Linked DNA regions of Mus musculus: regions 2, 3, 4, 5, 6 and 7 are each linked to region 1. The links are chromatin contacts, found by Hi-C in ENCODE. All regions are on one chromosome and are shown on one strand. The core of a region is the stretch at or near the end of the contact, and the rest is flanking DNA. Distances in the headings are between cores, read along the strand shown. Region 1 holds the start of Ddx23 (DEAD box helicase 23). Region 2 holds the start of AW549877 (expressed sequence AW549877). Region 3 has its middle 50 kb from the start of Gm16311. Region 4 has its middle 17 kb from the start of Gm52192. Region 5 overlaps Ghr (growth hormone receptor). Region 6 holds the start of Oxct1 (3-oxoacid CoA transferase 1). Region 7 overlaps Ghr (growth hormone receptor).

The links. A loop is a pair of places that touch in the nucleus more often than their neighbours do.
Region 2: a map of T-helper 2 cell shows a loop between it and region 1 (24-fold over the local background). The contact joins the promoter of AW549877 here to the promoter of Ddx23 in region 1. A Hi-C loop is called at or near these places in 2 of 37 maps with a recorded cell type or tissue (T-helper 17 cell and T-helper 2 cell).
Region 3: a map of regulatory T cell shows a loop between it and region 1 (16-fold over the local background). The contact joins the enhancer-like site here to the promoter of Ddx23 in region 1. A Hi-C loop is called at or near these places in 2 of 37 maps with a recorded cell type or tissue (T-helper 1 cell and regulatory T cell).
Region 4: a loop to region 1 is called in a map of T-helper 17 cell, with 34 times the contacts of the local background. The contact joins the enhancer-like site here to the promoter of Ddx23 in region 1. A Hi-C loop is called at or near these places in 3 of 37 maps with a recorded cell type or tissue (T-helper 1 cell, T-helper 17 cell and T-helper 2 cell).
Region 5: a loop to region 1 is called in a map of T-helper 1 cell, with 40 times the contacts of the local background. The contact joins the enhancer-like site here to the promoter of Ddx23 in region 1. A Hi-C loop is called at or near these places in 3 of 37 maps with a recorded cell type or tissue (T-helper 1 cell, T-helper 17 cell and T-helper 2 cell).
Region 6: a map of regulatory T cell shows a loop between it and region 1 (25-fold over the local background). The contact joins the promoter of Oxct1 here to the promoter of Ddx23 in region 1. A Hi-C loop is called at or near these places in 2 of 37 maps with a recorded cell type or tissue (T-helper 1 cell and regulatory T cell).
Region 7: a loop to region 1 is called in a map of regulatory T cell, with 53 times the contacts of the local background. The contact joins the enhancer-like site here to the promoter of Ddx23 in region 1. A Hi-C loop is called at or near these places in 3 of 37 maps with a recorded cell type or tissue (T-helper 17 cell, T-helper 2 cell and regulatory T cell).

What each region holds. Positions count from the first base shown.
Region 1 is chr15:98,661,590-98,664,469 of GRCm38, reverse strand. It overlaps Ddx23 (DEAD box helicase 23), which reads left to right and starts at 1,581. Exons shown (of 17, transcript NM_001080981.1): 1 at 1,581-1,647.
Region 2 is chr15:3,994,296-3,996,995 of GRCm38, reverse strand. AW549877 (expressed sequence AW549877) reads left to right here and starts at 1,250. Exons shown (of 6, transcript NM_145930.3): 1 at 1,250-1,381. The coding sequence starts at 1,282. It overlaps Gm2093 (predicted gene 2093), which reads right to left and starts at 957. Exons shown (of 3, transcript NR_045740.1): 1 at 912-957.
Region 3 is chr15:6,258,706-6,261,405 of GRCm38, reverse strand. No RefSeq gene overlaps it. Among named protein-coding and RNA genes, the nearest start is that of Gm16311, 50 kb to the left of the region's middle. Within about 2 kb of position 1,370, at least 1 of the 3 ENCODE cell types and tissues checked has a DNase peak (open chromatin) inside an H3K27ac peak, as active enhancers do.
Region 4 is chr15:3,231,357-3,234,333 of GRCm38, reverse strand. No RefSeq gene overlaps it. Among named protein-coding and RNA genes, the nearest start is that of Gm52192, 17 kb to the right of the region's middle. Within about 2 kb of position 1,623, at least 1 of the 3 ENCODE cell types and tissues checked has a DNase peak (open chromatin) inside an H3K27ac peak, as active enhancers do.
Region 5 is chr15:3,506,981-3,509,680 of GRCm38, reverse strand. The region is part of intron 1 of Ghr (growth hormone receptor); the gene reads left to right. Among named protein-coding and RNA genes, the nearest start is that of Ghr, 75 kb to the left of the region's middle. Within about 2 kb of position 1,379, at least 1 of the 3 ENCODE cell types and tissues checked has a DNase peak (open chromatin) inside an H3K27ac peak, as active enhancers do.
Region 6 is chr15:4,025,145-4,027,844 of GRCm38, reverse strand. Oxct1 (3-oxoacid CoA transferase 1) reads right to left here and starts at 1,417. Exons shown (of 17, transcript NM_024188.6): 1 at 996-1,417. The coding sequence starts at 1,073. BC037032 (cDNA Sequence BC037032) reads left to right here and starts at 439. Exons shown (of 2, transcript NR_028266.1): 1 at 439-1,826.
Region 7 is chr15:3,456,887-3,459,826 of GRCm38, reverse strand. It overlaps Ghr (growth hormone receptor), which reads left to right. Exons shown (of 11, transcript NM_010284.3): 2 at 1,819-1,897. The coding sequence starts at 1,828. Among named protein-coding and RNA genes, the nearest start is that of Ghr, 120 kb to the left of the region's middle. Within about 2 kb of position 1,643, at least 1 of the 3 ENCODE cell types and tissues checked has a DNase peak (open chromatin) inside an H3K27ac peak, as active enhancers do.

The sequences.
Region 1 (2,880 bases), core at 332-2,831:
ATTTTCTTTAAAAGGGGGGGTGGTGGTGTTAGGGTTTAATTCTGAGAGTGGAGAGCCCTCTAGTGTTCATTATACCCAGTAGATTCAGACTGACCAAGTCCTCCCTGCACTAGAATTTGCAATATCAGAGGCTACAAGAGCTCTCCAAAAGTCTCCTTATAGGACATTGAGCCACTGTCAGCGTAGCTGAGTTTTTTAGTTAGGGTGTATTCTGAGACCCTGTTTGAGAACTGAAAAAATACCCAGAGTGAAAAACCAGACCTGGGGCTAGAGAGATAGATGACTCCGTGGATAAGAGCACTGGTTTTTCTTCCAGAGGACCCAGGTTCATATTCCCGGCATCCATAGGGCAGTTCACAACTGTCTATAACTTCAGCTCCAGGGGATCTGACACCCTCACACAGACATGCATGTAGGTAAAACACCAATGCAGATAAAAATAGAATAAATTTAAAGTAGAAAGACCAACAACTATGTGGGATTAAAGCAAACCCGAGGATGGAAAATGTAAAAGGAGGCAGTGGGTACCCTGGTTAATCTCAACCATCCTACCTCGCACAATGTTGTATTCTGTTTCAGCGGGTGCTGACGGTACTGTTTGAACCCAAGAGAAAGGAAGTGGGTCTACGACTAGAAGAAAAATTCGGTGGACTGATGTATGGAGAACCTGAAGGAAGACATCAACAATAACAAGTAGCCCAAGTGGGCAGTTCCTGAAGACCAGGGAAACGAGGAAGCAAGGTCCCATGAGGAATGTTGAATAAATAGTAAGATACTTGAGGGGGAAGTCCTTCCAGGGAAACCTCTGAAATGTTAGTTTATTATTTATTGGGAGTAGGGGGACAGTGGGTACCCTGGGGTTGTTCAGGCATTCATCCTGCCGGGGCCCCAAGGTTACTCCTGTGACTGGAGTAGTTCTACTGTGAAAACTGTACTACCTTCATTGTGAAGTACTAAGCTACTCCAGTGAACTAATCTTTAGTTCATTATCTTCCATTCATCCACGGAGGCAATAATCTCTCTCACAATTTTTATAAAAAACACTTTTCAAAAAAAAAGGGGGGGGGCTGGCGAGATGGCTCAGTGGGTAAGAGCACCCGACTGCTCTTCCAAAGGTCCAGAGTTCAAATCCCAGCAACCACATGGTGGCTCACAACCATCCGTAATGAGATCTGACTCCCTGGTGTGTCTGAAGACAGCTACAGTGTACTTACATATAATGAATAAATAAATCTTTAAAAAAAAAAAAAAAAGCAAATTATTTGTTACCGTATAAACTTTCTCGCTGAAAGCTGCCAGCTTTGACTGAAATCAACTGCAATACCTACTAGAAGATTCCAGAAAGACTGCTGCGGAAGAACCTTGTAAGTAGAAAGACAACACTTGGAAAATTCTTTCTCCTACAAACACCGAACCTTTGGCAAACCACATTACCCAGAAGACCTTACGGCCTGGCCGGCCCTCGCGCCGTGCATTCTGGGATTGGTAGTTTTCAGGGCCTATTCGTCAGCTCGCGTGGTGCAGGCCCAGGAACTCCCTTTCCCGGCTTGCCGCGCGGCCTGGGTGCTCCTCCGTGATCTGGAAACGCGAAAGATGGCGACTGTTCGGCGACGTTGAGGCCGCGTTAGGCGGTTCAGGCGCGGGGTGGTGAGTCTTGGCGGTGGAGGCGGCTCCCACGAGTTTGGAGAGTGGGTGAGGAGCGGGAAGATAGCCGTAGCCTCAGCCCGGAAGGGGAAGAACGCCTCAGGGAAGGGGCACGAGCCAGGGCAGCTCCGGCGGGCAAGAGTGAAAGGGGCGCGGGCCCCGGGAGCAGTGTTGGCTGCCCAGGGCACAGGCCACTTCCAGGACTGTATTATGAGCCTAGACTTTGGCCCGTGGACATCGCCCTTGTTATACGTCAGTCTGACTTAATTCTTGTTTCCTTACTTCGGCCAGACAGGAACTCTAATGTGCTCCCAGAACCCACCCCATGCCTTCCGGCTCGGGGTTGCCAACTAGTGCTTCGGCCGGAGATTAGTTCTAACCCTAACCCACAGTTGCACATCTTCAAATTCTACTCGTACTTTAAAACGAGCCACTTCCTCTGTGGGCCCTTCCATATCCTCTTTACGAATGGAAAGGACCGGCAACTTTGGATTCTTCGCCTGAACGTTCTTATCTTGGCGTGTCTTGTGCCATCTGCTGCTTCCTGTGGACAGAATTTCATTTTGTAGTTTCCACGGGGCCTACAGCTGAATGTTGCATATATAGTAGCGCTTGATGAACAATTAAATGAAAACAATTGGCCTTTGCCCTACAGAGAACTGGGAAGCACGGCCAGGGTCTTTTGGAGCCCGGGTCTTTTGGAGCTTAAGCTGGCCTTGAATTCAGTATGCAGCCTAGTCCATTTTGTCTTTGGACGCTCAGTACTGCCTTCACCTTCCTAGTGCTATGATTACACTTGTAGACTATTAAGCATTTTCTGTAATTAAAAAAAAAAAACAAAAACCAAGTCTACATATTTCCTTGTAAGTCACCAGAGTAATTCTTTTCAAATGTAATTTTTGGTCGTATTATACTCTGCTTAAAGTTCTCCAAATGTTCTCGTTGAGATGACGTTGAGAGTCACATGCCTTTGCACGGGCCCCTAACAGTGTATTTTGCTTCTATTGACAGTTCTCATTCTGTCCCAGACAAACGCCATTCAAGCTTAGTGTCTTCTTTATTTTCTTTCTTTCTTTTTCTTATTTAAAATCTACTTATTTAGTGGATTGAGTACATTATAGCTCTCTTCAGACACACCAGAAGAGAGCATCATATCCCATCACAGATGATTGTGAGCCACCATGTGGTTGCTGGGATTTGAACTCAGGACCTCTGGAACAGCAGTCAGTGCTCTTA
Region 2 (2,700 bases), core at 1-2,500, about 95 Mb after region 1:
TCCAGCCTTAGCTTCTCAAGTTCTGGGATTACAGAGTAAGTCAACACTCTAGCATAAGAGTTTGAATTCTGTAGTTCACCTTGATTATAGAATGCAATTTTTCTGGCCTTCAGATTCTTCATTATAAAGTATCATAAGGATTTGTTGTTGATTATTGTTTTCTATTAAAAACCATTTTCCCAAGTACGTAAGGGCATTACACAAGTACCGAAGACACAGAGCACGTGTTTTTTGCTCTGTGCATTTAGAGTAAAATGACAGGAGAAAAAAACTGGTCATCATGGCCACTTGCAGAAAAGTGACTGTGGTTAGTCACTCTTAAACGATCACATTACTATTTTCATAGTTTAAATATTTTCTACCAGGCTACAACAAAAACCTTAAAATTAAGATGAAGGGTAGAGTTATTCAAAATATATTGTGCCAAACCGGGGGAAACAAACGAACAAACAAAAAGCCAAAACAGCATTAGATTTCCGTGGCCATAGGCAAGAATTAGCATTCATGGAATGCAAAGCAATTTGACCACTTGAGTGCTGATTAAGACCCGGAAGAACACTTAACACTTGTCAGGAAGGTCTCAAGGTGAACTAAGACAGTGAGGTCGCTGCCACGTTTAGGTCGCAAGACATTTAAGGTACTTTAAGTGTGAGCTAGCCAAGATCAATCCGGAGTAAAAACAAGCTCCAGGGTGAAGATTCGGGGAAAGCGTTATGCCAGCTAGCAGGCTGAGGACTGCCAAGTTGTCTGCCCTCACACTAGGTCTCGCAGCTTGGATGAATCTCACCCGTCCGCAGACTTCCGTTTCTGACCTTCCCCCACCACCCCCCGCCCCCACCATTACAATCAAGTTTTATTTTAGTCCACCTCCTTCACTACAGCGCCAACCGCTGCAAATCCTCTTTCCAGACCTTCCAAACCGCCCTCTTCCAGCCAGCTGCTGCGGCTGCAATCTCCCTGCACCCGCGGAGAGAGTCGATGTCCTATTGGCTCAGCTCGGGGCATGGTCGGCTTCCGATTGGTTGAAATTAGAAGGCGGGAGAGAGGTGTGCCCTTACATCATCGACTGGCCCCTCGCAGCACGGGATTGTGGGAGGGAGAGGGCCACTGGGAGGAACTAAATACCCGGAACGACCTTTGCGGGCCGGGGCGGTCGTAGCCCGGAGCCTATGTCTCCGCCCACCGGCTGGGCGGGCTCCGCCCCCACTCCGCCAGCCAGGCCGTCAGGTGATCTGGGGCTCACGTGGTCACGTGGACAGGGCGGGCGCGCCCGAGCTGGCCATGGCGGCCGCGGTGTCCGGTGTGGTGAGGCGGGTGGAAGAGCTCGGGGACCTGGCTCAGGCTCACATACAGCACCTTAGCGAAGCCGCGGGGGAAGACGGTGAGGGAGCGCCGCAGAGGGAAGTGGGCGGACGGTGGTGAGATGCGAGGGGACCGCTGCGCTCGGTGGCCAGAAGGCGCGGCCTTCGGTCCGAGGCGGGGTCCCTGGTGCTGGCACTGCTGAGCTTGGTCCCCATTGGGCAGTCATCTGCCCTCTCCTCAGATGTCCTGTTACCCATGCAGCGTTTTCTACGTTCCTTGAAATCCTTTTTGTTTACATCCGACCAGATGTGTGGTGTCGAATCTGCGAGAAGGGTAGACTTTAAATAAAAGTACACACGGACTTTCTCCGGAATGTTCATACTGCCCAGAAAATGAACAGTATGTTTTTTTGTTGTTTTTTTTTTTTTTTTTTTTTTTTTTTTTTTTGCATTCAGAGAGACATGCATGACAGTTCACTTTTTCATTACTGCCTTGTAAATTTCCACTTTGTTTTCAATTCAAAATTCAGCTGTAAATACATATTGTACACAGTTATGGTGTAATTTTAATGCTCCCCCCCCCGCCCCATTTTAGTCCTTAGGTATTTTCTTAGAAGGGAAAATAGGTTAGGAAATACGTCATTCTTTTGACATCAGACTCGGTTTGCTTTTTATAAATTCTCAGTTGCCAATTGGTTCGACAGTAATCTTTTTTTGTTTTTTGAATGTTGAGCCTTTACCATCCATGAGCTTTAAAATTCTTGTGATTAGAGTCATACGATGACCGAAATGAAACATTTCTCCCAGGTGATTGACTAGTTGGTGTATTTACGGAATCAGTTCTATAATTAAATGAAGCACATATGACCACACTGAGGCTTTTTATCTTTTGGTTTGTGGCAAGCGGAACATAGAATTTGTAGTCACTGTTACCTCCCTGGGTCATGTGTCAGCCAGAGCTCAGGTAGTCTTACTTACTTATTACTGAGCCTAACAGTAATTCATATTTTCTTATGAAAGAATTCTATGATCCATTGTGAAAGGAGGCCTGGAAAGGAGGTTCAGTGTTCCATGGCCTTGTTTGGAGGCTTTGTTTATACATCTGAAAATTTACTAAAATCATAACTGTAGCTATCTGCTTTACAATCTACTAGGCAACATTGACGTTAATCTTACTGGAGAATTACTAACAGGGCTTACTTAACACCAGATTATATGTATTTGAATTATACTTGGCCCTTTTTCATACATCAAAATCAATAGACATCGGAAATTGGTCCCTTAGCTTAACAGTCATATGTTTTTCTTGAGTTGTCAGTATCGTTAGTTTCAATTTTATTCAAACTAGATAATAGAGTGCTAACCATCATTCCACTTAAGAGTGCTCTGTATTTATGGC
Region 3 (2,700 bases), core at 121-2,620, about 92 Mb after region 1:
ATATTTATATGTATATGCATGGTTTTAGAGATCCTGCTTGGTTGGGTGTATTTCCCCCTCTGACCACCATATAACTCTGTTTTGAATGTGAAGTAATGAGCTTAAAATATTAATTATAGACGCCAAGCTCCTCTGAGTCACACAGTGCCCTTCCTCCAGCCCATCCCACCCCATCTCGTCCTGCTGTTATTTTGGTGCATTTGGCAGAACCCATTTTCTTTAACGAAACAGACATTTCCTTTCCCAGATATGAGTCCAAGTTCCAGACTTAAAAAAAATCAAAAACCTAACAATTGATGCTTACTTTATCAAAGCTGTTCTTTCTAGCTATAAATCGCACATGTATTATTATTTGCTAGAGGGTTAAGTGTCCGTTCTTTCATCAGAAATTCTGATTTCTAAGGTACAGGGATGTCCACTCAGTAAAGCAATTTATAAACTTGTGCTCCTGAGAATTTTACCCACCCCTCCTCCTCTACTTTCCTCTTGGCAGGAGAAGGACCTTTGTCTTACTAATACAAAACTAGAAAGAACTTTATACCTGAGACTTAAACATTAAACAAAAGTATATCCATTTAAAATATTTGTCCGGATGGTAAACAAGAGGGGTTAGCTCAGCCTTGGAATCAGTTGGGGTGGACTTCCTGAGGGCAGAGTGGACAGAACCTGCCTGTTTTGTTCTTCCAAGGCAGAGGTTTGATCTGGAAACAGTAAAAAGCTTTCTTTACCCCCAAGTCTAAGGAATGAGAAGAGGGTTAAAAAACCAAGCAGGAACAGAGAGCAGCTTCAGAGGCTGTGTGTGCCTTCTTGCTTATGCTGCAGTTTAAAGGATTACTTCCATGTTGGTCACATGGTCTCAAGTGTTCTCTCTCCCTTGCTACAAATTCATTCCTTCAAAAGCCAGAAGTGACTGAGTAATTGCAGATGTACAGTGACTACCAGACTGTTCTTTGTCACCACTTTCCTGTTTCAGTTGGGAGGAAGTGGCTGAGTGAGCTTGAGACTCGAGGGTGGGGAACAGATCTATTACAATGACCCTGTTAGCCCCAGCCTAGTTTTGCCTTAGTGAAGGGGTGATGAAAACACTTTAAACAGTTGCCAACATCCCAGGAGAAAATATTTGACATCTCACCTATATCAACAAGCAAGAGTTAAAGGTTAAATCACACACAAGTCAAGTGCTGGGAAAAGGATATGTTTATGTCATCAACTTTCTTTGTTCTACCAGGGTCTTGTGTCAACAAGGAGACACATTCCCCATTCCTGGCTGGAATCACCGAGACAATAGAGATTGATGACAGACACTTTGGGCAGGAGCCTCAAGCCAATCCCCTTCTAAGCCTTTGTCCTTTGCCTCTGGTTGGGGGGCACCCTCACCATTCATCAACAGCTCCGAACAGCCATCTGTTTAGGGTGGATGACCTTCCTGTGTCTTTACCAGGATTCTTGCGATTCTGAGCACCAAGCTCAGGGTGGAAGCAGGAAAAGCAAGGAAGAGGAAGATACTGGGATTTATACTTTTCCTGTATTGATCTCAGCTCCAACACTTTATCATCCAGATGCAGTGCTTGGCATGGCTGGTGTTCACATGCAATAGGTTCAGTGAGAGAGGGGGATCTTCTGGGGACAGCTCAACCTCTGAGTCAAGATAACTTTAAGTCAAACTTTGTGAGGAAATGAAAATATTTCCAAAGGAAAAAAACACAGAGTTGTCACTATGGAGACAATAGGTAAGGAAGGGAGGAGTAGTGCAGCAAGCATAGTAGTGTAGTCCTGTCAGTCTAGCACGCACGGAGTCCAGGCAGTAGAATCATGAGTTCAAAGACCAGCCTGGAGGCTACAGAAGTGGCTCAGTTGGTAAAGTGCCCCATGAAAGCACAGCAACCAATGTAAACTTGGATCCCCAGCACCCAGATGAAAAGCCATCCATGCTGTAATTCCATTGGTTGGGGACAGAGGCAGGTGACTCTATGAAGCTGACTGTAGGCAAATCATTGAGTTCGGTGAGAGGCCATAACTTAAAAAGTAGGTGGAGGGGGCTGGAGAGATGGCTCAGCGGTTAAGAGCACCGACTGTTCTTCTAGAGGTCCTGAGTTCAAATCCCAGCAACCACATGATGGCTCACAACCATCTGTAATGGGGTCTAATGCCCTCTTCTGGTGTATCAGAAGAGCAACGGTGTACTCATAAAAAAAGATAATTATAGTAATAAAAGAAAGTAGGTGGAGAACAACTGAGGGAGACAGTCAACTTTGTCCTCTAACACACACACAAACACACACACACACACACACACACACACACACACACACACACACGTAACTCAGACATACATGCACATCCACATGCAGGCATGCGCATACCCATGCGGTTGCCCGTCCAGTGCATGGAATATAGATGGCCTTTGTAGCATAGGATACAATAATGTCAGCCTCATTGACAGTAGAGATCAGATATAGCCAAAAGCATTTCACAGTGTAACATTTTCTTTCTCTCAAAAACACATGTTATTTTATCTGTATGGGTGTTTTGCCTGAATGTAGCCCTTCATGCCGTGGGTGTGCTTGGTGCCTATGCAGGCCAAGAGAGGTCACTGGATCCTCTGGAACTAGATTTACAGAGGGTTGTGAGCCACCCTGTGGGTTGTGGGGATTGATTGTGGGTCTTCTCTGGGTCCAACCAGTATTATTTACTCCAGAG
Region 4 (2,977 bases), core at 374-2,873, about 95 Mb after region 1:
ACCTTGTGGTCACAAGAGAATGGTTTCAGGGACAAGAGAATTGGGTGCACATTTTACATACCAAAGCAGACCTGGTTCTCTCAGGATCCCTCAGTCCCTACCTGGCATACCTGCCCCCAACCCTGCCAACCCTGAATTTTCCAGTCCAGGGGCTGGGCTGCCCTTCCCCACAGAGGCTCTTCTCTGTATAATCCAGACTCTCTCTCTCTCTCTCTCAATCTCTCTCTCTCTCTTCTTCCTCTCCCTTTCTCCTCCTTGTCTCTGTGACTGTTCCCTTTTTCTCTCCCCTCCCCTCCCCTCCCCTCCCCTTTCCCCATGGCAACTCCACTGGCCTCAATCTTTGAGGCAAGTGAACCTACCCACCCAAGAGCAGCTTCCCAATAAACTTGCCTTTAACCTAATCTAATCTAATTTGGCTAATTTCACTGGCTGCGGAGAAATAACCTATCAATAAGTACTAGGGGAACCTGGAATGTTTGTTAGCTTACAGGGTAATTCCATCAAGGGAAGGAATGCTGTACCTGTTTTCCATCCAGAAGGCTGCGAGAGGATGGATGGATGTGCATTCTAGCCTGGTGTCCTTTGTGCTGTCTGTGTGGCCAGAAACCACACCAGACCCTCCCACAAACCCTTGCTCTTCTCAGCCAGTCTTCAGAACCTATCTAGACAGAAAGCGTTACACTTACTTTGCAAAGAGTCTTTATTTAGCTTACTGTCTCTCAAACAGATTTATAAGTGTTTTAACATGCATACAAGATTGAGTTCATTATCATCAGAATAAGTCTTCACCAGACTGTGCTGTGCTTAAATATGGCTAAAATAAGCTAGTCATGGGCAGACTCCCAAGGTACTGGTTACTTAGTTGTGTTGAACATAACTGTTGGTGGAGGTTGGAGACTCCTGCAGCCAGGAAGGAGACCTGTTCACTGGTGTAATGGAGGGATAATTTAGTGAAGGTGGTGCAGGCAGGAAGAGCCTAGCTCCTGCCCCTCCTCCTGTTGTGCCTGTCTTGCTTTTCTCTCACCTGCCTGTGCCCTGGGGGCAGTGGCTTCTTGCCTTCCTCCCTTTCTAGCAGGTCCAGCCAAGCCTCCTTTGGCTCTTCCTCAACTTTCAGTAGCTAAACGAGTTAATTCATTAGAGAACCCAAAAGGACGCTGTGTTTCAGCGAATAGTCCAAATGCTTTCTTCCATCCAAATTTCCCATTAATAAAACTTATATACTTTAAACCACCGATAACTTTCTTTTATTGAAATAAAAAAGGACACAAAGATGGGTGGCTAGGAAAGGGGGTGGATCTAGGAGGAGTCTGGGAAGGGGTGAATGTGATAAAAAATGTTATGAGGAGGTTTCAAAAAACTGATAAATATGAGGAGGAAAAACAAAATAAATGCAAGTTTTAGTTAAAAAAAGAACTTCTCAAACATAAAACTAAAAATGCCTGTTTTAAATAGTATCATTTCCACAATCTGGACAAACAGTCAGCAAAGTTTAAGGCATCAACCTGCTGACTCCAGTAAATGGCAAGGAAGACAGGAAGAAAAACTGCTGCTGGGCTTTGAAACTGTCTCCTGAGTTCCTAGATCTCTTTAATGTGCTGCTGCCAGGAACAACACTAGGAAGTTCACTGACTGACCCTTGACCTATGTGCTGTCACTTATCATGTCCCCCAGGTCCTCAGAGACCAGCTGGGCATACAGATTTGTTGACTGCAGCCTCGTGGGATCCCCTTCTCCCAGCGGGGCACTGTTTACAGCATACACTTGAAAGGCACCATTTTATAGCAGAAACACAGAAGCCTCTGGAAACAAAGGGGACTGGGAACAGCCTGTCCACTGCACAGCTTCCTGATCCTTTTCACCCTTTCTAAAAAAGAACGGACAGACTGCCCTTGAATTTATTATCATCTTCCCACATCACAGGTATAAGCCGCCATGCGTGATGGATCGAGTCCCTTCGTCTTACTTGCCCTTTAGAAAACCTTAGGAGCACCATCTCTGTTCTGCTCTGCAGAGGAAGCCAACACCCTTTAAGTCTACCCTCATTTCCAGGGAAGGCCCTTGTTCAGCCGGGCCTTTTACTTGGAAGAACTGAATGTGCAGAGAAAGCCAGTTAACCGTTCTTTCTTCCAAGTGGAATAATAATTCTTTCTACTATTTAGAGAACACGTGTCAGAGCCTTGAACTCTTAGAGAATTTTTATTTTGGCTCCAGGTTTTTTTTGTTTTTGTTTTTGTTTTTTTGTTTGTTTGTTTTGTTTTTTTTTCATGCTGAAATCAAGCCCAGGACCTCAAAAATGCTATCTAAGCAAATGCTCTACTTTTGAGCCACGTGTACAGCCCCTTGCTATCAGGTGTTCTCTGGCATTTTTTGAAAGTCAAAAATCTTGTTTTACAAAAACCCATTCTTTTCACACTTTCTCTTTTTTGGCTAAGAATTTACATCAAATCTTTGTTCTTCATATGGAGTTTCAAGTTGAGATTGAGCTATGAAATTTAGGATGAATTTTTTTTATTTGTTTGTTTTATTTATAAGAGTACACTGTAGCTGTCTTCAGACACACCAGAAGAGGGCATCAGATCCCATTACAGATGGTTGTGAGCCACCATGTGGTTCCTGGGAATTGAATTCAGGACCTCTGGAAAAGCAGACAGTGCTCTTAACCACTGAGCCATTTCTCCACCTCCAAGATGAAATTTCTAATCTGCTTTAAAAAAAAGTCAGATCAAGCTGAAGCTCTGACAGTGTTAAGCCTACAAAGAACATGTACCAAACTGTCCCCAGTAAAGAGGGGACAGGAGACCTATCATTCTCTTCTGAATGCCCATGCCCACAAATTCACACCGTAACAAAGATTCTCTGAGATGAGAAGTGAATAGGAACCTGTGAGGGTGGGCCCACACAACCCTCTCTCCTTAATCAACTTTGGTTTCAGTGGCTTTGGGTTTGGCCCTGGGAATTAAAGCTAGGACATCATACA
Region 5 (2,700 bases), core at 130-2,629, about 95 Mb after region 1:
TGTGTGTAAATGTTTTCTGTAGACACAAAAGTAGGAAAAAATTATCACTAAAGAAGTCTATTTTAAAAAACCAAAGGTCAAAATTCTGGTCCAAACACTGAAAGTCTTCAGAAGAACTTGATAGAATAGAGGTTCCAATGCTCTCATTTGCATCTTGGGCATGAAGCAGAGATCCAAAAGGTGAAACGATTTCCCTCCGTCTCTAAGTCAAATAAAGGAAGCTCCAGAGAGGAATGCAATGGCTAAGTGTATCCTTAGCCAGATTTGAGGCCAGGCGATGATGCTGTCAGTGTCCTCACTGTGTATCAGGTGTCTCTGCAGGCCAGGGCAGCCGTCCCTGTGGTTAGGACACAGGCAGGCTATGTGGAATGACTGGATCCCACTGGCTTGGCAGAGACAAAGGGCCATGTGCTGAAGCTCAAGCTGGGAAGGAAAGTGTCTGGCACTCACCAGATGAGGGCCTTTCACTCAGTAAAATCTTTTCTCTGCCAGTGGCCCACAAGCTACAAGCCTGAGCAATGGTTGTTTTGCCATCAAAAGCAACAACAACAAACACAGATGCCTTTAACATGCAAATGGCTATGCACACAGTTTTCCTGTAGATAGGGAAGTGCTCTAAGCAAAGCAGCTATCAGACAGTAGACACCAAGAGCAAAGTTATGTGTGTGGTTTTTTTTTTTCTCCTTCTCCTTCTCCTTCTCCTTCTCCTTCTCCTTCTTCTCCTTCTCCTTCTCCTTCTCCTTCTCCTTCTCCTTCTCCTTCTCCTTCTCCTTCTCCTTCTCCTTCTCCTTTTCCTTCTTCTTTTCTCTGCCAGGCATGGAACAAGAGAACAGTGTGTCCTACAAAACAGCTTGCACAGGAAAACAGAATCCACCCTGTTGGTCACCTGAGGGAGTCAGTCAGCTCAGGGAAGTTACACATTTTCTGTTCATTTGCATAAGGGAGGAACTGAGTTGTGGCATCATGAGTGGACTATTTATAAGAAGGAGAGAAGAGTGGGTTTTAAAAGGAAATACCAGAATGTGCTATACAGAGGTCACAGCTTGGGGAAAACAAGACAAAACAAAACAAAACAAAAAACAGCTTGCCTGGCATTTCCCAGGAATGTGTGGATTGAGCCCCTCCTAGAGAAACCAGAAACCGCATTACCTGGAGCCTTGGTCTTAATTCATCCTTTTGTGCCCCTTTCATGGAAGCCAGACATTTGTAATTTCGTGTGAATAAGCCATGAAATTTGTTTCATTACTGTTAGCAACCATGCATGTCACTAGCTCATCTGCCCCCCAACCTTGTCCAAATTAGAAGAGAACGTCCCTGTCTTCATGCAAACTCCAGAGCTGAGCAAGTGAAAGGAAAGGCAGCACTGTGCTCCCTTCTAGCAGAGACCATGCAAGCTGCCCAGGTGCAAATGCCCCGCCCCACAAAGAACTGCTGGCTCTTGAGCCAAACAAAACCTAGCTGTGGATAACGCAGCCCACAGCCTGCAGCCTAACATGTTCCTGCCTCTGTTGTAGTGGTTCAAGCAAAGTTCTGGGGGTAAAGTCAACTGGCTTTAAATCAGAACTCTCTGAATTCTCTGCCTCACATCTGTTTGTATCCAGATAATTGCACACTTGAACCTACCTTGTCGTGTTCTTATGAGGATGAAATCAAACAGTCACACAAGAGAAAACCATTCAGAGTATGTGCAGCGTACAGTTCTAACACTCAGCAAATGTTACACAATTGCAAAATAATGTGAAAGGCTAATTTTCACTCTTTGGTTTATCTCTGAGAGTCAAGTTTTGCTAAACAATTCTAAGCATATAGAATATATGAGAGAAAGTAGGTTTTGAGGTTTTTTTACTCCTGGGAATTTGTTGTAATTCACCCCGTGGTCACTTTGGGAAGGTAAGGAGCTAGAAACAGCAAGAATATCAGTTACCCCTGACCTGCTAAGGCAACAAAAACCTTAGCAAAAATAAATGCTGTACATGAACCCTGCTCCTGGCATAGGGGAATGGCTAACACTTGTCTTAGTTAGGGATTTATTGCTGGGAAGAGATACTGTAACCATAGCAACTCTTATAAAGGGAAGCATTTAATTAGGACTGGCATACAGATTCAGAGGTTTAGTCCATTATCATCATGGCAGGAAACATGGCAGTGTACAGGCAGACACGGTGCCGGAAAGGTGCTAAGAGTTCTACATCCTGATGTAAAGGCAGCAGATGTAGACTGTGTGCCCCACTAGGCCTACCTTGAACATATAAAACCTCAAAGGCTACCCCTACAGTGCACATGTCCTGCAGCAAGGCCACACTACTCCAAGAAGGCCATGCCTCCTAATAGTGCCACTCCCTATGGGCCAAGCATTCAAATAGATGAGTCCGTGGGGGCCATTCCTATTCAAACCACCACAACATCCTTTACAATGACATTTTTAAAGCCACTAAGAGAAGATGAAGCTCAGTAGCATGTGTTATAAAAGACAGAGATGTGTGGGTTATATTTTAGAATTATTTGCGTTGAAACAATTATAAAGCACTGGGAGTCAGTGTGGGAAGTATTCCATTATTTGACTTCATCTTCAATAATGGGTACTTCTCAAAGACTCAATTCTTTGTGTTTAAGAACTACCACAGCTGTTTTTTTTACATCTAAGATGCACTAGGCTCTGCATAGAATACTAGTTCTTAGCCCCAAGTCTACACTGGAGGG
Region 6 (2,700 bases), core at 168-2,667, about 95 Mb after region 1:
CCACCCTCCTCCAGCACTCAGTTCCTTGGTCCCATACTCAAATCCAACCCGAATGTGTGCTTAGAGGCTAGACCCTCTACAATGTATAAGCAAAAATATCCACCACCAGCTAGTCTGCTAGGAGGGCGACTCAGGATACCATTCTGTGGGTCAAGGTGTTTGGGTTTTTTTGTTTTTGTTTTTGATTTTTGTTTTTTTACGGTCTTTGAACATTGCAAGTCTCTAACCCGGAGGGGACGGAGAGGAATTCAAAATAAAGGACCGAGGCGTTTGCAAACTGCAGCGGAGCGCCGCCAGCCCTCCTTCTGCTTCCAAACGCTTGGCAGGCTAAATCGCCCCGTGACAAGAGCTCCAGTCCGGGTTCCCCTTTCTACCGCCATATAGGGAAGGGGAGGATGGGGAGCGGCAGTCCGCCTCCGCAGCGCACAGCATCCGCCCACTTGGCGGTGAACTTGAGCCAGCAGCGGTTAACCCGGCCCGGGGTTCTGGGCCTCAGCCGGCGCCAGCAGCTCCCTCAGGTGGGGCGCAAGCCTCAGCGCGCCGCCCTTCTCCGCTCCTCTCCTCCAACCGGCCCTTACCTAGGGCGACGGCCCCGGGGACCCCCTTCCCAAGGGCGTCGGCCTGGAGCCTGGAGTCTGTAGGAGTGGCGGGAGATGGGGACGCGAGTCCCTGGACGCCGACAGTCTGTCTCTAAGGCGTTGCTGCGTGGCTTTGGTACACAGAGCCTCGACCGCTTCTCCACCGCTGCAAGCACAGCGGGGAAGTGGATGGAGAAGCAAAGACAGACAGACAGACAGACAGACAGACAAGCGGCGGCGGGGCTACCCTGAAACCCGAGCGTCTCCAAGCCCCCACCCCCAACCCCCGGGCACGGCGCTGCAGATGCCAGATCCCCGACCAGAGGCGGTGGAGATGGGCAGGGCAAAGAACGCGCGCGCCGCTCGCAGCTCGTCCGCGCGTGGCCTTCCTCTTGCCCCCCTGCACCTTCAATTTACCTTATGCAGGGCGCCCCGCGAGCTGCGGGCTGAGGCGCCGAGCCGAAGCCCAGAGGACAGGAGTTTGAGAGCCGCCATCTTCGGCCCCGGGTGCGGGAGACGGTGGCGCGCGCGGGAGTGCGTGCGAGTGCTGGTTGCCCGGGGCCGCGGCGGCGTCACCGGCTAAGAAGAGAGAAGGCAAGGCGAGCGGTAGGGCGGGCTGGAGGCTCGACCGCGCGTCAGTGACGTCCTCGGGACCTCAGAGCGGTGCCGCCCCTTGCTGCCTGCTGGCTTGTCAAGAAGCGAGACAGGGAGGGGCTCACGGCTAGGAATGGAAAGGCTGCACAGCTAGGACGAGCCCCGCGGGTTGTGCCGGGGCCGGAGGTGCTGGGCTCCAGCTCATCTGCGGGCACACCCGCAGCGGCGGGCGCTGCACTCAGGCTGGAGGGGGCGCTAGAGCCTGCCTTCCCCTCGCGCAAGGCTTGGCATCAACCAGGGTTTCGGGTTGCCAAGGGCCTGGAGGGTCTCTTACTGAACGTGTTACTTTTCCAAATCGCCCTCTGGAATGAGTACAGGTACAAAGGGTCACTGATAAAGATCTCCTTCCAGATCTAGACAGCTCACCTTTCCAACATTTCTCAACCCCAACACCCACAACTCTCTTCAAGTCTGGTTTTGCCCTTAGTTTCCTCTGAAACCCAGCAGCGTGCTGACTGACCCTCATGAGACATGACCTGCTTAACCGACAGAGGGACAAGATTAGAACTGGGCTGTTGTTCCCCATCATCCTACTCTGTGTTCCAGAATTTTCCTGGAACCGGAGTCCCAACAATTCCAGAAATTACAGAACAGGTATAAGCACAGAAGTGTCTGTCTCCTCTCCTCCTCGTCCTTGTCCATGTTGTATAATTCCCCTCACCTTGTAATGCTCTTCCTGTTGCAGTTTTGTATGAGAAAAGCCAGTCAAGGGACACAATGAACACAAAAATGCTCGGCACTAAATTTAGCTAATATTCGGTGGTGGGTTAACTTCATCGTTTTGGAGGTTTTCGTTTTGGAGTTTGTTTTTTGCTGTTTTGTTTGAGGAAGGATCTCTAGCTCTCTTAGGTCCCACTGAAACTCTATATATGGCTCAGGCTGACCTCCAACTTTTTTCTATTGCGGCAGCCTATCCCAGAGTATGTGCAATTGTGCCTGGCTCAAGCCTTATCTTTTGACTGGCACCCAACCGGCCTGAACCATTTCTTCAGGACGTTCTACACTCACCGCCGAGTTTAAAAGACCACTTGGAAGCCCGGGAAATCCTTTTATTGGATTAAAAGCCCATCGAGTCCTGGAAGAACAGTTTAAATTTGAAGTGATGCAAAACCCATGACAACAGTAAATGACTCTTTAACTTCCTTAAAAAGTATGCCGATACAATGAAGGATGAACAGTCCTGTTTAATTAAAACCTGTCTACTGGCCTGGGGAGATGGTAAAGACACTTGCCTCCAAGCTTAGTGACCTCAGTTTGATCCCTGGGACCCACATGGTAGCAGGGAAGAACCAACTCCAGCCAAGTCCTCCTCCGACCTCACATGCACTGCAGCGAGTGCATGCCTGTGTATGTGCGCCAAAACAAATGAATAAGGAATTTAAAAATCTGCACAGAAAAGCAACTACCTCAGTACTCCCTTAACTCAAAAATGTCTCCTGTAAAGATTACGGTTTTAACATGGAAATAA
Region 7 (2,940 bases), core at 394-2,893, about 95 Mb after region 1:
TACATGAGGAGGAGCCTCTACCTTGCCTTTAAGTGTGTTCTGAGATGACTAGTTAAAGTATCATTACTAAAGTTTAGAGTCTGTGTCCTCAGTGTGTTCCCTATTAAAAAAAATGAGAGTAAAAGAAAAGTTCACACTATAGCATTTTCAGTCTATTGTATTTCAGTCTATGTATTGATGCATTTTGCTAGAGGCTCCAAAATAATACTACATTGTCTGTATTCCTAGAGGTAAGGACAGAGGGCTAGTGATTTATATTTGTGAAGTAAATGAGGCAAAGCTGTCAGCCCATAACCTTCCAGTTAAATATCAAAATGTGATGGTGGGTTGCAGTAACATCCCACTTCCTGAAAACCTCCCAGTTAATTTTCACATTTGATCCTACCAAAAATTCCAAGGGTGAGTGTTTGGGAGGGAGGGTGTGAAGCATGCAAATATATTCAGACACAAGAAAATACTGGGTTTGCATAGAGATGTGTTTTCTAAAGTAAAACTACTTGGAGATCAGGGAATTGAAATGTTGTCCTCTGTCTGCAAAGGAACATGTAGAACATTTGACATTTTATAGCTCTTCAGGATTCCATGGCTGCTACCAGAGCCACACCTGTAGAGCCATGAAAGCAAACATTCTTGCTCAGCAGTTCACTATGATTAGGGATAACAGGAAGAGTTTTATCAGTATTGTCAAGTTTGCAAATGTTAGAAAAGAAGAAGAGAAGAGAAGAGAAGAGAAGAGAAGAGAAGAGAAGAGAAGAGAAGAAAAGAAAAGAAAAGAAAAGAAAAGAAAAGAAAAGAAAAGAAAAGAAAAGAAAAGAAAAGAAGAGAAGAGAAGAGAAAAGAAATCAGTCCATGGAGGCCATTGAAGAATTGGTGGAGTGTTGATAAGGTGACTTGTAAATAGGGCAGTATTATGGAAATACTGGGACTAAGCATCAAAGTGGTTGGCAATAGTTGTCAAATGCAACAATCCTTCCCCAAAGAGTTGAGTACTGAGTTTCTTTACCACCCATCCTGCCTTGTCTCTAGAGAAGTGTGGACATAGTCACCATAGGTTATTTTCCCAAAGAAGTGTATTTCCTTCAGATAAAGGCATGTGCTTACAGAGCCCATTGATCAAGTCCCTCATTCATTAGACCGAAAGACTGAAGGTGCAGCCACTCTTGGGCTTCTAAATCACTAGAAAAATGGAGACTGGTGGCTCTTGGTGAACATATGCTTGGGTGTTTCAGAGCACACAGTCATTCCCAGGGTTCCCTTAATGTTTGAAAGGTATTTCTCACCTCTCAGCTTCCCTCTTGTTACACCTCCCTGGGATCAGTACAGTGTTTGTAAAACATAAATTAAGCTCCTTTGGTCCTTGGGAAAGAGGTGTAAGAAATGTTAGTATAGTATTATAGAAGATTTTTATTTTATTTTATATTTTATTTTTTGTCTTATTCAAAGCCCTGTGCTGAGCAATTTTTTTCTATCTCCAGATGAAACTAAAAGAAAATACACTAGGCCCTGTTATTAGAGCTGAGCTTGTGGGTCTTTTGCTGTGAGGTGACCCAGTGGCTGGAAGCCAAGGACCTGAAAGTCTGCACTGCTCATTCTGTTTCCTGAGGAAAGAGCTCATGGGATGGAGAGAGAATTCCAACACGCTGTGCATCCTCATGACACATGGGGCACTTCTGAAGTCTGAGGCAATGCTAGACTTACTAAGATTTCTTCCACAACGTTCTTGTCCACACACTCACGACTTCACGGGGCTTTGAATGTTATATCAAGACCGTGGTCTGTGGCTGCTTGCCTTGACCTTGTCCCTTTTCTGTCTTGCAGGTCTCAGGTATGGATCTTTGTCAGGTCTTCTTAACCTTGGCACTGGCAGTCACCAGCAGCACATTTTCTGGAAGTGAGGGTGAGTTCTACATTCCTTTTCTCCTTGTGTGGTATAAAGAAACAAAGCAGTCCTGTGTTAAATCTGAACAAAATCGTCTAAGTTTTAGGTTAACAGCAAACAGGAAACCTGTCTTAGCTTTAAATTCATAACCCAGGAGAGAGCCATTCTGGGGATGTGTAAGTGGGGCAAGAGTCGTAGGCTTTGGCAACTGACATTTTCCTATTGGAAATTGATGTTACGTAATGCACAGGGGGACATTTATGATGAAGACAAGCCGGGTCTCCGGGAGAGATATTAAAATCACACCAAAGCATCATTAGCCTACTAATCGCTCAGCTCATCTGTAACTAAGCATAGCAGAATCTGTTTCCAAAGCCTGGAATGCAGTCCCCTTAATCATATTCCCTGAGATGTAAATCTCAGGCTTCCAATGAATTTGTGCCCCTGTTCTCTGAATAATCATTCATTTGGCTGAGTTCCAGAGGAAAAAGACACCCAAACTAGGTGACCAACGTTACCCAGAAATTGTGAGCTACCTTAGCTGTCTGACTATGTTCCCTTATGTTTTTCTTTTATACTCTCCCGGTTGTCTCAATATTTTCAGATTCACATGTCATAGCAGAAACAACAAAGAATAATGCAAATGGGTGTGGGGGTGTCTGTCTAGAAAAAAAAAAGTGTCCTTACAAAGGGCTGGCGGACGTTTTTGAAGACTGTCTTGAGCACGAGGCAGTTTTCTTTCCTGGTTTCATTAGAGGATAGAATAGAAACAATATGTTTTTGCCATGCTGTGCCTCTGGATTCTGTTGCTGCTTTAAGTGTAGCCTACTCCCTTACTCAACACCCAACTCATGTTGGAAAACACAATTTAACAGGCGACTTAACACCTTAAGATGTCCCGCTGACCTTGTGACCAAAAATAAATGCCCAGTAGTGAGCTGCTGACTGTGTTAGGAGCAACTTGGAAAGGGGAACGAATAGAATGCACTATTTGATTTCTTAAAGCAATCCCAAAAATATTTATAGAAAAGAAATCATAATTGTTTGTAATATTTTTGGGT